Regions from separate parts of the Homo sapiens genome. Here region 1 is linked to region 2. A link is an interaction called in ENCODE POLR2A ChIA-PET data of the cell type or tissue named here. Cell type or tissue: HepG2. All regions are shown on one strand. Links, peaks and the distances in the headings refer to the core of each region. The heading gives the core; the rest is flanking DNA. Region 1 overlaps PTPN9 (protein tyrosine phosphatase non-receptor type 9). Region 2 has its middle 7.8 kb from the start of LMAN1L.

Evidence for each region. Peaks named below come from ENCODE experiments on the same cell type or tissue, not always from the same donor. Only the 100,000 strongest peaks of a DNase experiment are listed, where the experiment ranks them.
Region 1: POLR2A ChIA-PET joins it to region 2 with 5 read pairs; 4 of 35 experiments call an interaction of 5 or more read pairs at or near these places.

The regions. Positions count from the first base shown.
Region 1 is chr15:75,460,682-75,463,590 of GRCh38, reverse strand. It overlaps PTPN9 (protein tyrosine phosphatase non-receptor type 9), which reads left to right. Exons shown (of 13, transcript NM_002833.4): 13 at 1-340. Among named protein-coding and RNA genes, the nearest start is that of SIN3A, 10 kb to the right of the region's middle. RefSeq lists an enhancer at 2,609-2,903. In HepG2, for the core only: no CTCF peak of the experiment used is centred there; DNase peaks (open chromatin) are centred at 1,730 and 2,760; H3K4me3 peaks cover 541 bases.
Region 2 is chr15:74,803,629-74,806,537 of GRCh38, reverse strand. No RefSeq gene overlaps it. Among named protein-coding and RNA genes, the nearest start is that of LMAN1L, 7.8 kb to the left of the region's middle. In HepG2, for the core only: no CTCF peak of the experiment used is centred there; no DNase peak of the experiment used is centred there.

The DNA.
Region 1 (2,909 bases), core at 271-2,770, 660 kb before region 2:
TGAGCTAAATGTGGCCTGCTGAAGTCTTAAATGCCCATATTTTTCAGGCTAAGGCCATGGTGGACATAGCTAACTCCACTAGAATCCTAGCTGGGGGTGTTGGAAAAAACGGTACAGTGCCCCTCTCAGACTCCAGGCTCACGTCCGTCTCCCCTCCCCGCACATTATAATCTACTACTTCTCTAATGCTGCTGCGTAGTTTGTCTTAAAGCCTCAAGACTGGCCAGATGTGCACCTGAGTAAAGGTCAGCCATTTCATCTGGGGGCTCTTTCTTGACTTTTAATGAATTTTCTTCTGTGAAAAAATGTATTTTTAATAAAAAATTTTCTGTGGCCAGCATCCAGTGGAAGTCTGGAGTCTGATGTGCAGGGCAGATACTGGTCTGGAGATGTCAGTTTAGGACTTAGTTAGACAGAAGCAATGAGCCTTGAAGTGAGAATGAGGAAGGCAAGAGAGGAGATACGTTTGGATGTCACCAACATTTAGGTAATGGGCGGAGGAAGAAAAGCTGCTGAAGGATACTAATGAACAGGCAGAGGTAACTGAGCACAAAGCCAGGCTGCTTTGTCACAGGCTGCTGAGAGGTAGGTAGTGGCTGGGACGAATGAACAAGATCTGAAATGTGGGTTCATTAGAAGTCTTCGAAGGGACTATGTGGCTGTTAGGGAGGCTGCATGAGAGAGATGTGAAGGAATAGACTGCAGTGCCCAGGCTGTCCTCACTTAAACCAAAACAAGGCCCACCTTGATCTCTTACACATTAGGCTTCTGAATAAGATTTTCTTTGAACAAAGGACCTTGCTGGGTGCAGTGGCTCAGGCCTGTAATCCCAGTGCTTTGGGGGGCTAAGGTGGGAGGATCACTTGAGGCCAGGAGTTTCAGACCAACCTGAGCAACATGGCAAAACCCCGTCTCTAAAAAAATAAATAAAAATAATAAATTCTCAAATGGCAAGCTATTCTATTTTTAAAAAGCAGTAACAAAGGAACTCGTTGCTTTAAAAAAAAAAAAAAAAACGTCAGGCCAGGCGCAGTGGCTCACACCTGTAATCCCAGCACCTTGGGAGGCCAAGGCGGGTGGATCACTTGAGGTCGGGAGTTTGAGACCAGCCTGACCAACACAGAGAAACCCCATCTCTCCTAAAAATACAAAATTAGCCGGGTATGGTGGCGCAAGCCTGTAATCCTAGCTACTGGGGAGGTTGAGGCAGAAGAATCGCTTGAACCCAGGAGACGGAGGTTTCGGTGAGCGGAGATCGCGCCATTGCACTCCAGCCTGGGCAAGAAGAGCGAAACTCTGTCTCAAAAAAAAAAAAAAAAAAGCCACCAAACAACTGGTAAAGAGAAGGAAACACTTTGAAAACATAAAGCCAGGTAAACTGAGGAACATGCTGAGTGACCCAGAAGGGTAAACTAATGCTCAGCCAGGGGAAACATTTCAAGGCAGTGAGTAGCAGTCATAAAAATTCCTTCAAACATTCCGAGCCTCCCAGGAGAATGGCGTGAAACCGGGAAGCTGAGCTTGCAGTGAGCTGAGATCGCGCCACTGCACTCCAGCCTGGATGACAGAGCGAGACTCCGTCTCAAAGAAAAAAAAAAAATTCCGAGCCTCCAAGGCCACCCAGAAATCAGAAATTACGGAATATATACCATCTAAACCTGGTTGCAAGAGAAATGGAGTTTCTTCACATCATGGGATTATTTGGCCCTCTAGGCCTGCTCCAGGGCTCATTGCTCAATCGGACTTTGCATTTGAATGGCCAGGAGAAGAGGGAGGTAGGGATGAGATAAAGGAGGGGAAAAAGATATGAGAACTCTTGACTGAATGCTAGGGATACTTAATTTTTTTTTTTTTTTTTTGAGACAGAGTCTCTGTCGCCCAGGCTGGAGTGCAGTGGCATGATCTCGGATCACTGCAACCTCCGGCTCCCCGGCTCAAGTGATTCTCCTGCCTCAGCCTCCCAAGTAGCTGGGACTACAGGCGCGTGCCACCATGCCCGGCTAATTTTTTTGTATTTTTAGTAGAGACGGGGTTTCACTGTGTTAGCCAGGATAGTCTTGATCTGACTTCGTGATCCAAAGTGTTGGGATTACAGGCGTGAGCCACCACGCCCGGCAGGCATACTTAATTTTAAATCTCACATCTTCCCACCGAAGTAGGTATTCTGATTCTTAGATTACAGATAAAGAAACTGAAAAGATAAATGATTTGCCAAAATCATCTTGCCTTGAACCTAGAAGATGCTTTGGGTTGTGGGTCCCTGGGGAGCCAGCCTCATATCCTCCTTACCTGGATATTACTGAGAGTCTTAGCCCTCAGAGCTTGTGTGGATAGGGTGCTGGCACTGATATCCTTGGCAGAGTCACTGAAGTGCAGGCCCTAAATGTCTCTCAGTCACCACCTACCATAAGTGCCCTAAAGAACTTTGAATGAGTCCTTTTTGTGAAAGAGAGAGGGTGTATGTGAGACACCTGTGAGATTGAGGGTGTCAGGAGGTGTGATAGATTTGAGTTTATGTGTTGCGAGTTTAGGTCTTCTGTGTATGTATGTATGTATGTGCATCAGACAAATGTTGCTTTTCTGGATAATTTTCTGGAAACGGCCAGAAATCATTTAGAATTGTCTGAGGATAAACTGATCTTTAAGTTAGGGAGGTGAGGAGTGTGGAGCAACAGGGGAGTCAGGCTGTTTTTCTCCAGGCCCCAACCTGGGTCACTGGCCGGAGTGCACAAAGACAGCGTGTGGGAGTGGAGGCAAAGCTTAGACTTTGGACCCAGACTTCCCTTAAGCTATTTGACTTGAGCAAGTCACTCTACTGCTGTTAGCCTCAGTTTGCTCATCTATAACTAAGGATAATAATCCCTAACTCACAAACTCTACAAGAATTTGTTGTTGTTGTTGTTTGAGAC
Region 2 (2,909 bases), core at 194-2,693:
TAATCCCAGCACTTTGGGAGGCCGAGATGGATGAATCACTGAGGTGAGGAGTTCAAGACCAGCATGGCCAACATGGCAAAACCCTGTCTCTACTAAAAATACAAAAATTAGCCAGGCGTGGTGGTGGGCACCTGTAATCCCAGCTACTTGGGAGGCTGAGGCAGGAGAATTGCTTGAATTTGGGAGGTGGAGGTTGCAGTGAGCTGAGATTGTGCCAGTGCTCTCTGGCTTTGGCGACAGAGCGAGACTCCATTTCAAAAAAAATAAATAGCCAGGCATGGTGGCTCACGCCCGTAATCCCAGCACTTTGGGAGGCCAAGGCGGGTGGATCACGAGGTCAGGAGATCAAGACCATCCTGGCTAACACAGTGAAACCCCGTCTCTACTAAAACTACAAAAAATTAGCCGAGAGTGGTGGCAGGCGCCTGTAGTCCCAGCTACTCGGGAGGCTGAGGCAGGAGAATGGTGTGAACCTGAGAGGTGGAGCTTGCAGTGAGCCGAGATCGTGCCATTGCACTCCAGCCTCGGTGACAGAGTGAGACTCTGTCTCAAAAAATAAATATAAATACATAAATAAAAACCAAGGGGCAGACTCAGCCTCCATCTCTGTGCCTTCTGGGAGGCGGGGACCCTGGTGGCTTCCTCCTCTTGAAGTTCTTTTTCCTTGGCTTTTACGACATGGCACTGGCATGGTCAACCTCCTCTTCTTGACCTTTTTTTTTTTTGAGAGATGCAGTTTTGGTCTTGTTGCCCAGGCTGGAGTGCAGTGGCATGATCCCGGCTCACTGCAACTTCTGCCTCCTGGGTTCAAGCAATTCTCCTGCCTCAGCCTCCAGAGTAGCTGGGATTACAGGTGTGCACCACTGCGCCCAGCTAATTTTATATTTTTAGTAGAGACGAGGTTTCACCATGTTGGTCAGGCTGGTCTCTAACTCCTGACCTCAAGTGATCCACTGGCCTTGGCCTCCTGAAGTGTTGGGATTACAGGCGTGAGCCGCCGCGCCCAGCTTCTTGGCAGTTTCAAAGCCTCACTTAAAACTCAATGTGTGGCTTGGTGTGGTGGCTCACGCCTGTAATCCCAACACTTTGGGAGGCCGAGGTGGGAGGACTGCTTGAGCCCAGGCGTTCAAGGCTAGCCTAGACAACATAGGGAGACCTCGTCTCTACAAAAAATTTAAAAATTAGCCAGTCATGGTGGCAGGCACTTGTAGTCCCAGCTACTTGAGAGGCTGAGGCAGGAGGACTGCTTCAGCCTGGGAGGTCAAGGCTGTAGTGAGCTGTGTTTGCACCACTGGACTCCAGCCTGGGTGTCAGAACGAGACCCTGTCTCAAAACAACAAAAACCTTAACATGTCCTTAACAGAGCTCATGATACTCCCTCCTAAGCATGAGTCTCCTGTCCTCGCTCAGCAGATGCCCCCTGCTGCCCTCCCTGCATCCGTTCTGCTCAATCAGGCCTTGCTACGGCCCTTCCCTCTCCTCCACTCTCACACTGAATCCATAGCCAAGTTCGGTCAATTTTAGCTCTGGAGCTAAATCTCTCTGGAGACCGTCTCTCATCTGGACCAGTCCTCACTGTACTCTCTGAAACTCCTCTACCAGTAGCTAGGGTGATTTCAAAAACACATATCTGGGCCGCGTGCAGTGGCTCACGCCTGTAATCCCAGCACTTTGGGAGGCCGAGGTGGTGGATCACCTGAGGTCAGGAGTTTGAGACCAGTCTGGGCAACACGGCGAAACCCCGTTTCCACTAAAAATACAAAAATTAGCCAGGCATGGTGGCGCATGCCTGTTGTAATCCCAGTTACTTGGGAGGCTGAGGCAAGACAATCGCTTGAACCCAGGAGCTGGAGGTTGCAGTGAGCTGAGATGGCACCACTGCACTCCAGCCTGGGTGACAGAGTAAGACTTCTTCTCAAAAACAAACAAACAAACAAAAATTATCTGACATCTCACCCTCCTGATCAAACTTGTCATTGGCTTCCCATTATTCTCTGTTTGATAAAAGCTAAGTCTTTGCCACAGCCACAGCCTCACCTCTCAGGCCTGGCTGTTCGTCCATCCTCACCCACTTTCTTGGAGATCTGAGACAAAGCTGCCCTCCCTCCAGTCTCAGCATCTCTTCCTGGAATGCTGCTAACTCCTGCCATACAACCTGTTCATTCTGCTTCTGATCTCAGCTTAAACGCTGCTTCTTTCCAGAAGCCCTCCCTGATCTACAAAGATTCCCATGTTTTGTGTTCCTCATGTAGCACTTAAGTTTGTCACTGTCTATATGTGACTATTTGATTGTCTTCCCAACTGTGGACTCCACAGGGTGTGTTTTGCTTATTGATGAACCTCAGTCCTAGCAAACAGCAGGTATTCAAATATTTGTTGTTGAATGAATGGTGTAGTTTTAGAAAAATTAAGTCTGGCAGTATGCAGAGAAGATGAAGTGGAGGCGGCGAGGAGGCTGTTGCACTGGTAGATGGAACTACAGTGGGGCTGAGGAACAGACACAAGGTAGACTTCGAAGTCAGATCTTCCTGGATTTCAGGTCCTGTTGGCTGGTAGAGGAAGGGTCGGGGCCACAACAGGACAGGGGAACACCCCACCTGCCTGCCTCAGGGAATACATGAAGCCTCCTCACACCTTCAGAGGTTCTGTACTGACCACTGCCCCTGGACAACCTGAGTGAGGGGAGAAAATCTCATGGCTGGTCCACATTCTCTATATGTTCCCCGACAAGGTGGGGTGGGGAGGGACTCCCCCTGACTGGAAGGTGCCAGGATCTCCCCTCTGCCCTGCATCCTCAACCCCTGCCAAGTCTGGTATGACCTAAGGCCTGGCACATGGCAGGGGTGGGGACAGGGCAAAGCTGTGACATCGTGGGTGAAACTGGAGAACCACCAGGAGCTTTCCCGTCC